Linked DNA regions of Homo sapiens: region 1 is linked to region 2. Evidence: read pairs that join two places in POLR2A ChIA-PET (ENCODE). Cell type or tissue: PC-9. All regions are shown on one strand. Each heading gives the region's core, and the rest is flanking DNA. Links, peaks and the distances in the headings are about the cores only.

The links. Peaks named below come from ENCODE experiments on the same cell type or tissue, not always from the same donor. Only the 100,000 strongest peaks of a DNase experiment are listed, where the experiment ranks them.
Region 1: POLR2A ChIA-PET joins it to region 2 with 11 read pairs; 2 of 35 experiments call an interaction of 5 or more read pairs at or near these places.

What each region holds. Positions count from the first base shown.
Region 1 is chr16:19,426,962-19,435,877 of GRCh38, reverse strand. TMC5 (transmembrane channel like 5) reads right to left here. Exons shown (of 22, transcript NM_001261841.2): 2 at 5,238-5,465. Among named protein-coding and RNA genes, the nearest start is that of TMC5, 14 kb to the right of the region's middle. In PC-9, for the core only: no CTCF peak of the experiment used is centred there; DNase peaks (open chromatin) are centred at 3,277 and 3,687; H3K27ac peaks cover 4,974 bases.
Region 2 is chr16:19,501,739-19,510,654 of GRCh38, reverse strand. It overlaps GDE1 (glycerophosphodiester phosphodiesterase 1), which reads left to right. Exons shown (of 6, transcript NM_016641.4): 4 at 2,876-2,968; 5 at 5,563-5,774; 6 at 7,038-8,916. The coding sequence ends at 7,185. Among named protein-coding and RNA genes, the nearest start is that of GDE1, 16 kb to the left of the region's middle. In PC-9, for the core only: CTCF peaks have their summits at 7,609 and 7,808 (motif pointing right); DNase peaks (open chromatin) are centred at 2,564, 4,854 and 7,834; H3K4me3 peaks cover 3,006 bases; H3K27ac peaks cover 5,827 bases.

The sequences.
Region 1 (8,916 bases), core at 218-8,217, 74 kb after region 2:
ACAGAGAGGCAACAAAGACTGAACTTCTGCTGCACGCAGCGTCATGGATGAATGTCACAGATGCAAGGATGAGGAAAAAGAGTTGGACACAACAGAGTTCATACTGCATAATGTTTTTACAAAGTTCAAAAGCAGGCAAAGTAATACATGGTGACAGAAGTCAAAATAGTGGCTACCTTGAGGAAGGAAAGAGGTGAGTGATGACTAGGAATTGCAGGAGGGAATCTCTGGGTTGCTGGCTGATGATCTTGAGCGGTGGTTAAAGGGAGGCATGTGTGTGTGTGTGTGTGTGTATGTAAAAATCCATCAGGTTGCACACTTAAGAGTTGTGCACATCTCTGTAAATACATATTTCTAAATTTTTTTCTTTTTTTTTTGAGGCAGAGTCTCACTCTGCGCCCAGGCTGGAGTCCAGTGGCGTGATCTTGGCTCACTGCAACCTCTGCCTCCCGGGTTCACGCCATTCTTCTGCCTCAGCCTCCCGAGTAGCTGGGACTACAGGTGCCCGCCACCATGCCCGGCTAATTTTTTTTTTTTTTTTTGTATTTTTAGTAGAGATGGGGTTTCACCATGTTAGCCAGGATGGTCTCAATCTCCTGACCTCATGATCCACCCGCCTTGGCGTCCCAAAGTGCTGGGATTACAGGTGTGAGCCACTGCGCCTGGCCTATACTCCTAAATTTTAAAAAGAAAATGAGAAATCAGAAGCTGTAACATAAAACCTTCCGATTCTCCCAGGAGCCATTATACCAGTTGAAAAAAGCGGTAGGGTTTTGGCTCACAAATATTTCCAATTTTCTTATACATAAATCAAAGAAAATCGGAACCAATGAAAACAAAACCTACGTGAAGACAGGTCTTCTAGGTGAATATACGTTACCTGAATGGAATCATCTGTCTATGTGATGCTGTGAAATGAAAGTGGTTGGGAACCCAGCCCTTGGTGTCAGAACTGGGCTTACTTTCCGTTTGCTGGCTGTGTGGACTTGGGCAAGTCACTTAACCCCTCTGAGTCTGTTTCCTCAACCATACAATACTGACAATAATATCTCATAGGATTGTTGTAAGGAATGAACAAGATAAGGCACAGAAGGTGGCCAACATCAAGGAAGCAGTCACTGAATGGAAGCTATTATGTGATATTATATTTATTTATGTACAATGTAAACCCTGGCAACTTCCAAAAGAGATAGGAGTGAGTACACAGTAAAAGTCACACACTCAACCAGGACATGATTAAAGAAATAGGAAATGGGCCAGGCATGATGGCTCACATCTGTAATTCCAGCACTTTGGGAGACCAAGGCAGGAGGATTCCTTGAGGCCAGGAGTTTGAGACCAGCCTGGGCAACATAGCAAGACCCCCATCTCTCTCTCTCTCTATATCTATCTATCTATCTATCTATCTATCTATAGATATAGATATATAATAGATATATATGATATATACATATTATATATAGATATATATGATATATATATTATATCTATATTATATATAGATCTATATTATATATATAATATAGATCATATAATATATATTATATATAGATCTATATTATATATATAATATAGATCATATAATATATATTATATATAGATCTATATATATTATAGATATATATATTTTAGATAGATATATATTATATATATAGATATATATACTATAGATATATAGATATATATATTATATATCTAATAGATCTATATATCATATATAGATCTATATATTATAGATATATATATTTTAGATATATAGATATATATATAATATATATATTATAGATATATATATATTATATATAATATATATAGATTTATATTATATATATTATATATATAATATATAGATTTATATATATATTATATATATAATATATATATATATAAATTAGCTGGGCATGGTAGTACATGCCTGTAATCTCAGCTACTCAGGAGGCTAGGCGGGAGGATCGCTTGAGCCAAGAAGGCTGAGGTTGCAGTGAGCTATGACCGCACCATTGTACTCCAGCCTGGGCAACAGAATGAGACCCTGTCTCAAAAAAAAAGAAAGAAAGAAATAGGAAATGTCTTATAATCAGGTAGAGGAAGGAGCAATCCTGCAAAATTCCCAGGCCAACATAGTGACTGTAACTGAGAACTAAATTTTGCCCTGAGCTTCTTATTAGCCAAGACTAAAAGGGAATCATGACAAGTTATCTAATACTCACTATGTGTGGCAATAAAAAGGAAGTATACCAGTTTTTCAAGAGGACTACACTTCCTCCCAAGATCAATTTCTGAAAATAATTTATCATGAGAACTCTTTCAAAGGGATCGAATAACAATGTAATGAAAGCCAGGACTCAGGGTCACCAGCAAACAAAGCACTCAGAAGCTCTAACTCCAAGAGGGGCTGCAGGAGTGGAGTTGGGGAGAGACTCTGGAGTCCCCTCCAGGTCATTGTGCTGCAGGAAGACAATCGCATATGGCTATCTTTGGCCAGTGGGCTGTGAGCATAAGTGACTGTGTCACTTCCAAGAGAAAGCATTCAAAAGCCAAAATGAGACCCTCTAGCTCCCCTTCCACTGCCATGGGAACCAGTGATATTCCCAAAGGGGACCCAGTCACCAGCCCGGGTTCCTGCATGACTGCATGGCTCACAGCCCACCTGCACCTACCCACAGTAGCTTTTCATGAGCAAGAAACAAACCTTTATGTTTTAAGACATTTAGATTTTGAGATAGTGTTATTTTGATGCAGCAGAGTTTAGACTAGCCTGACTGATACAAATCATTTTGGTCTTTGTTTTGAATCTTTGACAAATTTATATATATGTATGTATGTATATAACTTCATATTGTATGCGTATATGTGTATTATATGTGTATATTATATGTATATACACACAAAGATATCCATACAATTTATGTATATATTTATTCATATCTACATATATAATAGATCTACACATATAATATACATTATATATACACATTCATAGAACACACATACAAAAACACACATAGATTAGATAGACAGATAAATAGACAGATGGGTAGATAGATGATAGATAGATAGAAAGATGGATGTTATATGTGATCAGCCAACAATTAGCTTCAAGTCTGTTGGACAGTTCTCTGTTCCATTGCCATTTGACAAGAGCTTGTGTATTGCACATCTGTTTCACAGTTGGGAACAAATGCTGTAACCATACCACCTGCACTGCAACAAATACCTAAACAAACAAAGAGCTAAACCCACAGAAAAGGATTGGGAAAGAGAGAGGAGGAAATGGCCATAAGGAAATAGTCTCTCACACTGATGTCACATGAAGTGGGAGTGGCCTTCTGAGAACCTTACCCTTAGCTTCCTGTTAACTATTAGAGGAGTAAATGAGGTATGCTGCAGGTTCAAAGGAATGATACTGTTTCCTGTTGCCTTGGAAAAAGCACAAAGAGGGTACTATCCTACTTTCTTTCTTCCTGGTTTTTCTCTAGCACCTCCTCAATAAGGGCTATTGAACCATCTATTTCAATTCCTCCTTTCCATATCCCATTTAGGGTTTCTCACTTCACCATTTGAATGGTTTTCAATCACATGCCCAAGCAATGACATGTCTTCTAAGGCTGTTAATTGAGGACTCCTTACTTGATGTTGCAAGGCTTCCTGGTTCGAATGGGTCATCTAAGTATCTTGTGTTTGTCATTCAGCTAATTCAGAAATCTTCTAGGGATCAATTACATCCTAGAATATGGATGAGGTCACAGTCAAGCTATTTACCTGGCTCTCTGCCGCCTCCCACTTCTCCCCGCCTCAAGCTAACATAAGGCCAGGCCAGCCACCCACGAGTTCTGTTCTGCACCACCAAAATGATCTCACGAAACCCAGACACTCAGCCAGAATTGCTAAGGATTGTCAGGCCAAGCTTTGTGTATAATGACAAAAAACTGGGAGCAATTCAAAAATTCATCAACAGGGGATGGGCTGAATCAGTCACAGGACATCTGCACAGTGGAATACCATGGAACCGTCACAAAGAATGCTTTAGATCTACAGGTGCCAGCAGAAGATGGCCAGCTGTGATTCTTATCTTTAATCTCCTTTTCCCATCTCCTGCCCTGGGCCTGGCTAGAACATGTGATCATGAAGCCTGTGAATTGTCCAAAGGTTAATTTTTCTAATTGAGGCCATTTATTACCTGAAAGACAGGAAAGAGAAACCAGGGCCTTACAAAACAGCAAATTGACCAGCACCAAGAGCAGGAAGTTGCCCCGAGAGAGGCAAAACAAGGCCACAAAGTCCAATTTCAGCCGTACATTTTGTCTTCTTCTTCTTCTTTTTTTTTTTTTTTCTGAGATGGAAGGTCCCTCCTGTTGCCCAGGCTGGAGTGCAATGGCACGATCTCGGCTCACAGCAACCTCCGCCTCCTGGGTTCAAGCGAGTCTCCTGCCTCAGCCTCCCAAGTAGCTGGGATTACAGGCACCTGCCACCATGCCCAGCTAATTTTTTGTATTTTTAGTAGAGACGGGGTTTCAGTATGTTGGCCAGGCTGCTACCGAAGTCCTGACCTCAGGCAATCCACCCACCTTGGCCTCCCAAAGTGCTGGGATTACAGGTGTGAGCCACCGCGCCCGGCCCCCACGTTTTATCTTCTAACGGGGTGAACTTTGTCATGAAAACCCATGATTAACCTCTTAACATAAATGAAATCAATGTTCTATATGCTAGTGATGATCCTGTAAATAATGTAAGATCCCTACATACTTAAGACCCACAGTTAAAATTATGAAAATGATTCTACAGAAGTTTTTAACTAGTTCCAATGAACCATCATTTATTTGACTTAAAACAGACCAAATAATTTTTAAAAAATTGTTTTTGTTGTGGCGCGTGCCTGTAATCTCAGGTACTCAGGAGGCTGAGGCAGGAGAATTGCTTGAACCAGGGAGTGGGAGGTTGCAGTGAGCTGAGACCGTGCCACTGCACTCCAGCCTGGCGACAGAGCGAGATTCAGTCTCAAAAAAAAAAAAAAAAATTGTTTTTATTGCAGAGAGTGGAGAGAAGGAAAGAAATTAGTCCCAATAAAATTCTGTTTTGCCATCTAAGGATATTAAAGGCAATGGCAGCTATCACAATTGACTATCACCATTATCTCATAAAACATTTTATGGACTTAAAAAAAAGAGAGGGAGACCCCATCTCAAAAAGAAGGGTAGTTTATTTAACCGAATAAATTCAGCTGTATGAAAACTTACTTTTTTGCCCTTATTGTTCTTGCTTTGTCCCAAGTAGATGCAAATGTTGTGCAAACCAACTTGATCTTAAGATGTTGTTGAGAACACTGGAGTCACGTGTCCATGGGTCCTTCAGGCTGGCTTTTGATGGGAGCTGGGATGCAGATGATTTACGGAGGGTTATAATCTGTGATGCTGGTCTGAAGTCTGAATATTCCAAGTTGCTGACTGCAGGCAGAGCCTCATGTCCTGAAAATCAGAAGACAGAGGACTTAAACTTCCATAAAAGATGGGCTCATACTGTACAACCCAATCCTGTGCATTTGGAAGCAGAAAACACTGCCTCAAATGGCTTCCTGTTTTCTCTTCTCTTAAAAACTTGAAACATTAGACTACAGTGAAGCATAGAGAAGAAAAGGTCAAATATTAACTCATACTAATCTTTTTCATATGAATTCCAGACTTGCATTTGTTTTCTTAAGGAAATAAAACATTTCTGGTGAAGCTCTCTAATACCTCTTCCTAATCCAATTTTCCAGTGTCCTCTTCCCTGTCTGGAAGGTGCCACTATCGTAAATGTGGTGTGTGACTTTCCAGGGCATATGCTGTTCATACCGTGACCACTGTTATGAGTTGAGTTGCATCCCCTCAAAAAGGTATGTTCAAGTCCCAGTCCGCAGTACTTCAGAATGTGACCTGATTTCTAAGTAGGATCTCGGTGGAGGTAATCAAGTTAAAATAAGTTCACTGGGGTGGGACCTAATGCAACATGACTGGTGTCCTTATAAAAAGGGGAACTTTGGGCCAGGCACAGTGATTCCCGCCGTAATCCCAGTACTTTGGGAGGCCGAGGCAGGTGGATCACCTGAGGTCAGGAGTTCAAGACTGGCTAATTCTAAAAATTCTTGAAAGGCTATGAAAAAGAATTTAAAAAAGAAGAAATCGCTCATTCCCAGGCACCTCATTTCAACCAAAGTTTCACATTAGCGGTTCTGGAAGCTCCCATTCTTTTTGCAGGCACCTGATCTTGGACAGACAACTCCAACACAAGGATGATGGCCCCCACACATGGACGAGTGGTTGCCAGAGCACCAGGTCATGGGACGCTCACACACAGGCACATTTCAGCAGAGACATTGATTTCGTTTGCTTGCCTGCTCTTGATTGCTCTTTCTGGGAATGTGTATTAGTGTAATGATTACTTTGGCTGTCAGCCTCGATGCCATGACAAATAAATGCCAGGAACTCCTTTATCTGCAGTGTGTAATGTTTAGGACCAGGAAATAAAGGTAATGTCAATAGTCTCTAAATAGCAAGTGAGAGCAATAGCTTCCATCACTCAATTAACAAAGCCTTCCTGTAAATAAACATTTGTTAGTATTGAGATCCATGTTGGCTTTTCAGAGTGTCAGGCACATTCACAGCCATACACTTAGACTCCTTGGAGCCTAAGAAAATGAGGCCTATGCTTAGAAAATAAGGTCTGTGGTTTCAAGACAGCAAGATCAAACCTATGAATAGGAAAATAAAAATACTGGTCGGGCATGGTGGCTCATGCCTGTAATCCCAGCACTTTGGGAGGCTGAGATGGGCAGATCACTTGAGGCCAGGAATTGGAGACCAGCCTGACTAACATGGCGAAAACCCATCTCTACTAAAAATAAGAAAATGAGCCAGGCGTGGTGGCTCGCACCTGTAATCCCAACTACTTGGGAGGCTGAGGCACAGGAATTGCTTGAACCTGGAAGGCGGAGGTTGCAGTAAGCCGAGATCATGCCACTGCACTCCAGCCTGGGCAACAGAGAGAGACTCTGTCTCAAGAAAACAAAACAAAACAAAACAAAAAAGGAAAATATAAATACAGCAAAATAGTCATCCTCTTGTCCTTTTTGTTTGTTTGTTTTCCCTTCTTTAAGGAATTTACTAAGTTTTCAAGATATTTATTCAATTCTCAAGGAAAGGTAAGGTAAAGAGAATGTAAGATTTTTAGCTTGTTAAATGAGTGAGAAAGAGTCAGAAGCTAGAAAAAGAAAAATGAATTTTAATCGCTTGAAAGTCATCACCTAAACATGGCAAAAAATCCTTCAAGGAAATGGTCTAAGGTATAGTGTTTACTACTGAAGTAACAAATGCGTCTTATAACACTGAATTAACATGAGTTCTAATGTATTTTTTAAATGAGAATTGGGGCTGAGTGAGGTGGCTCAAGCTTGTAATCGCAGTACTTTCAGAGTCTAAGCCAGCGCAATCGTTTGAGGCTGGGAGTTCGAGGCTGCAATGAGCTATGATCATGCCACTGTACTCCAGCCTGGGCAACAGAGCAAGATGCTGTCTCAAAAAAAAAAAAAAAAAAGAATTGGGAAATTTGAGAAGAAAGAGTTGGCAAATGTCACCAATTAATCTTCACAAGTCACCAATTAATCTTCACAAGTAAAATTTGTTTTTAAAAAAGCTAGAATGAGAAGATTATTTTATTTTACATGGATGTTTGAAGCCTATCAAATCTCTTTCCGCTAGCTAAGATTCCTCCTCTTTTACCACGATCCTTTCTTGGAAGGAAGTTCATGGACTAAACCCCTCCCAGCAGTTTTACCCTAACTATAACTCTAAGCCCACTTGATTAATGCTACTTTGTAACAAGACTTTCCTTCTCCTAAGACAGTCCCCAAGGTGGGTGAAGCTCACAGGCCTTAGATGTAAAGCTGGTCGATGCAATTGAATCGCAGTACAATGTTTGCATTCAGGGGCTGATGTTCTGTTTGAAGTACGCAGTGTGCGGCTGGCTTTCATTCTATTTAAGAAAGAGAGTGGCAGAAACTATGGATCTAGAGCAGTGGTTCTCAAGTGGGGGCGACTTTGCCTCTGAGAGCACATTTGGCAATGTGTGGAGACATTTTGGTTTGTCACAACTGTAGCAGGGGGTGTGACATTGGCATCTAGTAGGTAGCTGTTAAACATCCTAAAATGTACAAGACTGGCCTCCCCACAATAGAAAATTATTTGGCCCCAAATGCCAAGAGTGCCAAAGTTGACAAAACTTGATCTAGGGCAAGGCTGTCCAACAGAACTTTCTATGCCGATGGAATGGTTCTCTACATGCATGTCCAATATGGCAGCCACTAGCCACATGTAGCTATGGAACACTTCAAATATGGCCAGCTCGGGAACTAGATTGAGAAACTAAATTGTTTATTTATTTTTCTTCTTTCAGAGACAGGGTCTCGTTTTGTCACTCAGGCTGGTGTGCAGTGGCACGATGATAGCTCACTGCAGCCTCGAACTCCTGGACTCAAGTGATTCCTGCGTCTCAGCCTCTTGAGTAGCTGGGATTATAGGTGTGAGCTACTGTGCCCAACTATTAAATTTAATTTTAATTAACTTTAATTCACCATGTTGCCCAGGCTGGTCTTGAACTCTTGGCCTCAAGTGATCCGCTGGCCTTGGCCTCCCAAAGTGCTGGGATTACAGGTGTGAGCCATTGTGCCCAGCCGGAACTCCAACATTTAAAACATTATTGATGAGGGTGCATCTGACAACATCAAGCTTGGGTGCCCATGAAAGTCACCTGGGAGCCTGCTGGAGAGGGGGGCACATGGATCCTCAGGTGACCAGCTTGTCCCAGTGTGCCCAGGACTTCCCCAGTTTTGGCACTAGAAGTTCTGTGCTAAAACCCCATCAGTCCCAGGAAGACCACCCCAGC
Region 2 (8,916 bases), core at 706-8,705:
ACTTTTTAACCTTTTATGGAAACTTTACAAAACCAGCATAAAATGGAAGAGTCAAGTTTCTATTATTTACATAAAGCATTTACAAAAGATATTAAGTAAACAGTAAAAAAGACATTTCTAGAAAAAAACCACTGTAGTAACCTTGAGTTACTTGAAAAAAAGGAATTCCGAAGTTGTACACAAGACCAATTTTATCTAGCTTAAAAGTTAAGGGCCTTATATGGACAACTATGGACTGCATTTAAAGAGAATTCCTATATTAAAAGCTTCTAATAGTTAACAGAACATATACCTTTTACATAGATTTATCCCTTTGTATAATTTATATCCCTTATGTATAGTTTTTTATTCATTGATTTTAGCAGTTATACTTTTATCAGAAAATCATTTATTTTCTTCAAATGTATTTGACATTCCTAGATAAAATTTTGCTTAAATTTTAGGGCCTGCACTTACACTCATAAGAACATATTATTACAGTGAAAATCAGTGGGAAGATATGATTCTGATTACATTTGTTCTCTTATAACCAGCTTTTCAAGTGCAAGTACTTTTTTCCCCATTTGGGCAACTTGAGTATTTTTCCCCTAGCAATATTAATAATCGGTAAGGGCCATCTACTGGTTGAGAATTCTGATGATGCCAATTTTTTTTTTTAATTAATCCCATGATATCATTGAAACCAGTTGTTAAAACCCAAAATGGGCCGGGTGCAGTGGCTCACACCTGTAATCCCAGCACTTTGGGAGTGGATCACCTGAGGTCAGGAGTTCGAGACCAGCCTGGCCAACATGGTGAAACCCCTGTCTCCACTAAAAATACAAAAATTAGCTGGACTTGGTGGCGGGCACCTGTAATCCCAGCTACTCGGGAGGCTGAGGCAGGAGAATCGCTTGAACCGGGGAGACAGAGGTTGCACTGAGCCGAGATTGCGCCAGTAGTACTCCAGCCTGGGTGACAGAGCGAGACTCCGTCTCAAAAAAAAAAAAAAAACCTGAAATGTGGAGCCTAAGTATACACTCTAATTTTATTAACAGTTAATTCCTATTTTTGAAGAAGGAAGATAATGGTAACTAATTTATTATTCTAGTAAACCGATAGTTGTATACGTCTAGGTTTTCCAATTGGTCTGCGTTAGAATCACCTGTACCTATTTTAAAATATAAATTCCTGGGCCATTCTCCCTAGGGAAGAGATTCTGAAAATGTCTAGGGTGGGCTCAAGGAACATGTATTTTTAATGAGCACCTCAGGTGCTCATTGTTGATGTTGCAGCCCACATTTGGGAACCCTGATAGGTCCTACATTTCACCCATGGTATACTGACTTTTATGCTTATTCTCTTAGATTTTTTGAGACAGAGTCTCACTCTGTCACCTAGGCTGGAGTGCATTGGCGCGATCTCGGCTCAATGCAACCTCTGCCTCCGGGGTTCAAGCAATTCTCCTGCCTCAGCCTCCCAAGCAGCTGAGATTAGAGGCATGTGCCATCACACCCGGCTAATTTTTGTATATTTAGTAGAGATGGGGTTTTGCCATGTTGGCCAGGCTGGTCTCAAACTCCTGGCCTCGAGTGATCCGCCCACCTTGGCCTCCCAAAGTGCTGGGATTACAGGTGTGAGCCACCACGCCTGGCTTCTCTTAGAATACTTTTTAAAAAGAAGTAGACATTTAAAAAAGAAAATCTAGCTATTTGAGTCTTCTGAATGGGTGCTCATGGGTGTTCAGCCAAGACTGGGTAGAACATAGTGACCTAATTCACCAAGATGGTAGTAGAAAGGCACAAGTGTAGGCAACAAAGTGGAGCTAGTAGAGCACAGTGGCCAAAATCATGGGCTTGGGACTCCAACAGTCCTTGACTGAGCTCTTACTACAGGGTAACCTTAACTTTGATGAGCTTCAGTTTCTTCATGGGTAAAATGGGGATACTAAAAGCAGTTACCACATAAGGTTGTTGTGAGAATTAAATAATGTAAATGCTAAGAGTTTACAGTGCATGTCTTTGTTCAAACAGAAAAAAAAATGCTTTCTATAGCTTGCCTTCAGTTGCATTAGCGAAGAGGAGGCATGACATGGATAATTTGTGTCCTTTTTTATTTTGGTGGGGGAATGCATTTTGCTCATCATATTTGGTTAGGGGTATGTGTAACATTCCAAAAATTAGCAGTGTTTCACAAATTATGCAGCAGCAGCATTGCGTCCCACATGGCTGGTGACTTTCTTGTTGTTAGCTGCTATTGATGTCACTTCACTAGGGGTTACCAAATAATACTTAAATTCTATCATGTCTTCTTCATTTCGTAGCTAGACTACTATAAAAAGAAACTTCTGTTCACCTTGGGAAGAATTGGGAGCCCCTTAACTCTTCCCAGTCCCTCCTACCCTTGCCCCATTACTTCTCCCTCCATATTGGTGATGGGTAATGCGTCCTCTCAGTCCCCTGGACTGAGAAATCTATCCTCTGTAGTTCCCAGACTGGCTGGCTCATGTTTCATTTAGAAAAGGCACAGAGTGATAGAGCTGTGGGTATGAAAGGACTTTTCATAGTGGCTAAACTAGGGTATAAGGCAAGGAAAATTTTGCCTCTGGCCTCATCTGACCTACGGCTTACCACACTTTTCAAAAGTATTCCAAAAGGGGTGAGGCCCTCAGAGGGAGTAAAGCAGCAGTACTCCACCTTCTTCCTTGTTTGCTGCTGGTGTGAGTTTAAAATGCATCCCAGTGGATAATAGACTCTACCAATACTTTCAGTACCTCCATTTCTAGTAAACTTCTGTTTTATTCCATAGGGTTGTACTTAATATGTGATAGTTATTGGCTGGGGCTATCTATCACATTTTAATCAATTTTAAATATATGAATCTCTTTATTTTACAGGCTACTGAGGCTCTAAAGAAAATGTATATGGAATTTCCTCAACTGTATAATAATAGTGTGGTCTGTTCTTTCTTGCCAGAAGTTATCTACAAGGTAACATTCGGGATTTTTCTTGTACATATTAGGTGAGCTGGTGTAGATAATTGCAATGGGCTGCGTAAGCACAGGATAGATGCCTATTAAATTGAACTGCATCAGGGTCACAGTTGAGAAGCTCCTCTTTTAAATTAACCAGAGAAATTCCAGAAGGGGAATGTACTCATACCCCTTACAGAATGCCATTATTCCTCTTTTGCCCCTTCTTTTATGTTGTTTATAGGCTCACTCAGATTACTGTAGTAAAATTCTCACAACAGAAAAGAATTATGTAGCCCCTACTTCTCACCAACTAACAGCAGAACATACCTTCATAAAATAAATTCTTAATTATGGAGAATCTAAAACATGCATAAAATAAAGTAGTAGTGTACCCCCCCTTTAACTGTGATCCAGCTCATTTCACCCATAACCCCATTGATCCTCCCCAGTGTTATTTTGAAGCAAATCTTATTCCATCCATAAAATTGCATTAAGAATCTTTAAAAAGTGATGCCATTTTATTTATTTATTTATTTATTTATTTATTTATTTATTTATTTTAAAAGACGGGTTCTCCCTCAGTTTCCCAGGCTGGAGTGCAGTGGTGTGATCACAGCTCACTGCACTCTTGACCTTCCAGGCTCAAATGATCCTCCTGCCTCAGCCTTCCAAGTAGCTGGGACCACAGGCGCACGTCACCACGCCCAGCTAATTTTTTATTTTTATTTTTTGTAGAGACAGGGTCTCCCTGTATTACCCAGGCAGTTCTCCAACTCCTAAGCTCAAGCAATCCTTCCACCTCAGCCTCTCAAAGTGCTGGGATTACAGGCATGAGCCACAGTAACCAGCCTAGTGATGCCTTTTTAAAAACATAGCCACAATGCCATTGTCCCATCTAAAAATTATTAACAATAAATTATTCATATCATCAAATATCCAGTGTATAAATTTTGACTTGTCTCGGAAATGTCATAAATGGTTGTTTTTCATAAATTGCTCATTCGAATAGGACCCAAGTAAGATCGGCGTGTTACAATCGTAAATCTTTTTTTGTTTGTTTTTGAGACGGAGTCTTGCTCTGTCGCCCAGTGGTATGATCTCGGCTCATCGCAACCTCTGCCTCCCGGGTTCAAGCAATTCTCTTGCCTCAGCCTCCTGAGTAGCTGGGATTACAAGCACACACCACCATGCCTGGCTAATTTTTTTTGTATTTTAGTAGAGACGGGGTTTTGCCATGTTGGCCAGGCTGGTCTCGAGCTCCTGACCTCAGGTGATCTGCCTGCCTCGGCCTCCCAAAATGATTACAGGTGTGAGCCACTATGCCCTGCCGGCAACTGTAAATCTTAAAACTTGCAGGTTCTGTCTCTCTCTCTCTCTGTTTTTTTTGTTTGTTTGTTTTGGGGGGGGTCCTTGTTTTGTATTTACTGAAGAAACCGGATTATTGTTTTGTAGAGTTTACCCAAGTCCAAATTTTGCTGATTATGCCATGATATGGCTTAATATTTTTTTCTCTTTATTTTCTATAAACTGGTAGCGAGAGCTGGAAGCTTGCCTTGATGAGGTTAGGGTTGGTTATTCTTGGCAAGATAACTCTAGAGATGAGGGTGTTTTTCCGTCAGGAGGCACTTGACATCTGGTTGACTCCTGTTGTTTTTGGCTGCTATTGATGCTCATTGGCCAGATCTGTCCATTTTCTAGGGAGCTACAAAATGCTGATATTTTAATTCTATTACTTCTTGCATTAGCTGAAATAGATCTTTAAAAAGAAACTTTTCCTCCTCTACTATTTAGTTACCAAATAGGCAGAATAAATGCTTTATCTTTCCTTTTATTTACCAGTTTCCAGAATAACAAGCTGGTTCCGTAGCATTCTTTACCAGTGACCAACAGAGCATACATTGAAAATTTTTACAGTGAGGATAGAGCCTATCAATAGAAGCTGTCATGGAGTTGAATAGGGTCATGGGGCTTGCAGACATTTGGAACAGTGTTTCCCAAACTTCCTTGACCACAGAGTCCTTTAAAACGTATAAGACATTCCCCCAGAGGAGCACAAGAGCAGAGACTAAAGGAACTCCATCCACATCTCTCCATTTCTCTGTTGTCCTCTCCCATTCTCTCGTCACAATCCCTTCTCTCCCTTCCCACCTCACTTCCCCATCCCCCTCCTCACCCCTACAACTCTTCAGCCATTTGCTCTGGAAAGGGTCAAAACTAAACAGCCCATCTTGAACTGACCTTGGTTCCCTCCTCATTGAGTTCTAATTAATTATCTCTGGCCAGGATTTAAGTCAATAGCCAATTAAAAGTTTATTCTCATGACATTATTAAAATTTGATCCTGAAGTTTTAATTTTTCCATTTTAAAGATAGGATTGCAGTTTTTAAGGACTGGGAAAAAAAAGTTCTCATATGTGCTGCATATTAGTGCTTTACATTCTTCACATTATTTTCTCAAAGGGTTTATGATTGAGAACTTATTTAGTAGATACCGGGGCAGGGTACCAACCATGACCACCTCATCTGATTGAGCACATTGGCTAAATCTAAACTAATAAGTATTCAACTTTACATATGATCATTATTTTACTTCCCCAAATTCCTTTGCAGATGAGACAAACAGATCGGGATGTAATAACAGCATTAACTCACAGACCTTGGAGCCTAAGCCATACAGGAGATGGGAAACCACGCTATGATACTTTCTGGAAACATTTTATATTTGTTATGATGGACATTTTGCTCGATTGGAGCATGCATAATATCTTGTGGTACCTGTGTGGAATTTCAGCTTTCCTCATGCAAAAGGATTTTGTATCCCCGTAAGTTGGAAGGTTTTTTATTTTACCCAGACAGACATCCTGAATGCTCTTATTTGAAAGGAAGGATTAACAGAGTAGACAACCTGAATTGGTTCTGACCTGCAAAGCTTACCATACCTCTAAATTGGATTACCAATTTCGCTTCTTAGGTGGGAAGAGTTCAGGCATATTTCACTGTTTTCAGACCGAGTCGATCACATATTTTCGGTTTTTTAGTGTATTTTGAAGAAAAAAAATGAACCTGTGACACTATGCTGAGCAAGGGATTTTATTTCTGTGACTGGTTTTTTTGAAAGCCAACACAGGATCCTGGGCAGAACCACAGTGAAGACATCCTGTGGGCACCAGCCTCCCCACTACCGTCTTATGTTATAGGCACTCCCCCACCTCTCCCCATAAAATTTCCATTTCCTAACCTGCTAGCGATCTCGGAATCATTTCTTTGGCAATTCTGTATCTGTATATTTCAGCTAATTAGAGTTGTAGGTCTAGTATTATTTCAGACATACATGATTCAGTTCAATAAATATTTGGTAAGTGCCTATACTATTGCAAGGTTCCATGTTGAGAAGCTGAAGATGCAGTGGGTAAAGAATCAAAGCCATGATCTCTGCCCTCGTGACGTTTATAGCCAAGTGGGAGAGTGAGAGATGCTAATCAAATAAAAATCCAATCAATATAAAGTTAAAACTAAGATACAGGCTATGTCAGAGAAAACTGTGCATGGGCTATAATCTAATCTGGTCTGGGTTGTCAGAAACAGCATCCCCAAGGAAGTGACAGTTAAGCTAAGATCTGAAGGGTGAGTGGGAATTGGGAGGAATCCAGATCAGAGAGAAAAATACATGTAATGTGCTCTGGCAGGAAGGAACATGGTTCTTTCCAGGAAGTGAAAGAAAATTAATATTCTTTCAATTAATTTAAAATTAATCAGCACAGAAAAGAAAGGGGGAATGTGGTGTGAGATGAAGCCAAGGAGACAGGTCGGGGCCAGGTCAGGCACACCTTCAGTGGCTGTGCCAAGGACATTTGGGGGTGGCGATCATTAGTGAGCTACTGAAATGTTTTAAGCTGGGACAGTGTAGAGGAGGTTCATGGCATCCTGGGTTTTGGAACAGTCCCTCTGATCACAGTGCAGAGGCCAGTTAGGAGGCATTCTCTGGGCACCATTGGTATGCAGTGAACACCATACTTAGTGGCCATTATGGATTCCTGAGACAGCTGCTTATTATTCTAACAGGATTGGCTTTCCTCTTTCCCCAGGGCCTACTTGAAGAAGTGGTCAGCTAAAGGAATCCAGGTTGTTGGTTGGACTGTTAATACCTTTGATGAAAAGAGTTACTACGAATCCCATCTTGGTTCCAGCTATATCACTGACAGCATGGTAGAAGACTGCGAACCTCACTTCTAGACTTTCACGGTGGGACGAAACGGGTTCAGAAACTGCCAGGGGCCTCATACAGGGATATCAAAATACCCTTTGTGCTAGCCCAGGCCCTGGGGAATCAGGTGACTCACACAAATGCAATAGTTGGTCACTGCATTTTTACCTGAACCAAAGCTAAACCCGGTGTTGCCACCATGCACCATGGCATGCCAGAGTTCAACACTGTTGCTCTTGAAAATCTGGGTCTGAAAAAACGCACAAGAGCCCCTGCCCTGCCCTAGCTGAGGCACACAGGGAGACCCAGTGAGGATAAGCACAGATTGAATTGTACAGTTTGCAGATGCAGATGTAAATGCATGGGACATGCATGATAACTCAGAGTTGACATTTTAAAACTTGCCACACTTATTTCAAATATTTGTACTCAGCTATGTTAACATGTACTGTAGACATCAAACTTGTGGCCATACTAATAAAATTATTAAAAGGAGCACTAAAGGAAAACTGTGTGCCAAGCATCATATCCTAAGGCATACGGAATTTGGGGAAGCCACCATGCAATCCAGTGAGGCTTCAGTGTACAGCAACCAAAATGGTAGGGAGGTCTTGAAGCCAATGAGGGATTTATAGCATCTTGAATAGAGAGCTGCAAACCACCAGGGGGCAGAGTTGCATTTTTCCAGGCTTTTTAGGAAGCTCTGCAACAGATGTGATCTGATCATAGGCAATTAGAACTGGAAGAAACTTCCAAAAATATCTAGGTTTGTCCTCATTTTACAAATGAGGAAACTAAACTCTGTGGAAGGGAAGGGGTTGCCTCAAAAGTCACAGCTTAGCTGGGCACAGTGGCTCATGCCGATAATCCCAGCAATTCAGAAAGCTGAGGCAGGAGGATTACTTGAGGCCAGACTGGGCAATATAGCAAGACCCCATCTCTAAAAAATTAGGCATGGTGGTGCATGCCTGTATTCCCAGCTACTCAGGAGGTTGAGGTGGGAGGATCACTTGAGCCCAGAAGTTCAAGGCTGCAATGAGCCATGATTACACCACGGCACTACAACCTTGGTGGCACAGTGAGAACCTGACTCTTAAAAAAAAAAAAAAAAAAAAAAAAAAAAAGATAACTAGAACTTCTAGAACATCTTGTTTACAGTTAGCCAGAAACTATACAAGTGGTTTAACATGCATTATCTTACTCAATCCATACAAAAGTCTTATGGAGGTGTTAGCACTCTTTCTACTGATGAAGAACTGAGGTACTTCATAAAACCACTTACCCAAGGTGTCTTGAGTCTGGTACAACTGGCATTCAAATCTAGGTCAGTCTGCCCCCAGAGCCACTACCCTTACCCCTCACTGAATCTGCCTTTATATTGTTGAGCCCATGACCCCAAACTGCTCTTTCCAATTTGAACTTCCAGGGATTTTATTGTGAACTTACATAGCAACATTAAAATGAAGTTGAATTGTTTTTAATGGCAACGCCGTCTGTCTCCTCTAGCTTACCGCTTCTCACCTTTCAACCCCATCTGTGGCCTTTGTCCAGGCCCACAGCTTAGCCATGGCTTCCCTCCTGCATCCCTGCCGTGGGTTGCTGGCCTCACACTTGCAGCAGCTGGACAGTGATTTTAGAAGGCCACCAGTCCCCATAGCTATGTGACAATGAGAAGCAAACTTTTTTGTGACAGATTGTATTGGCATAGGCATGATAGATGGGGATTGGTACGTTTTGAATCAGCATTTGCAAAAAAATTG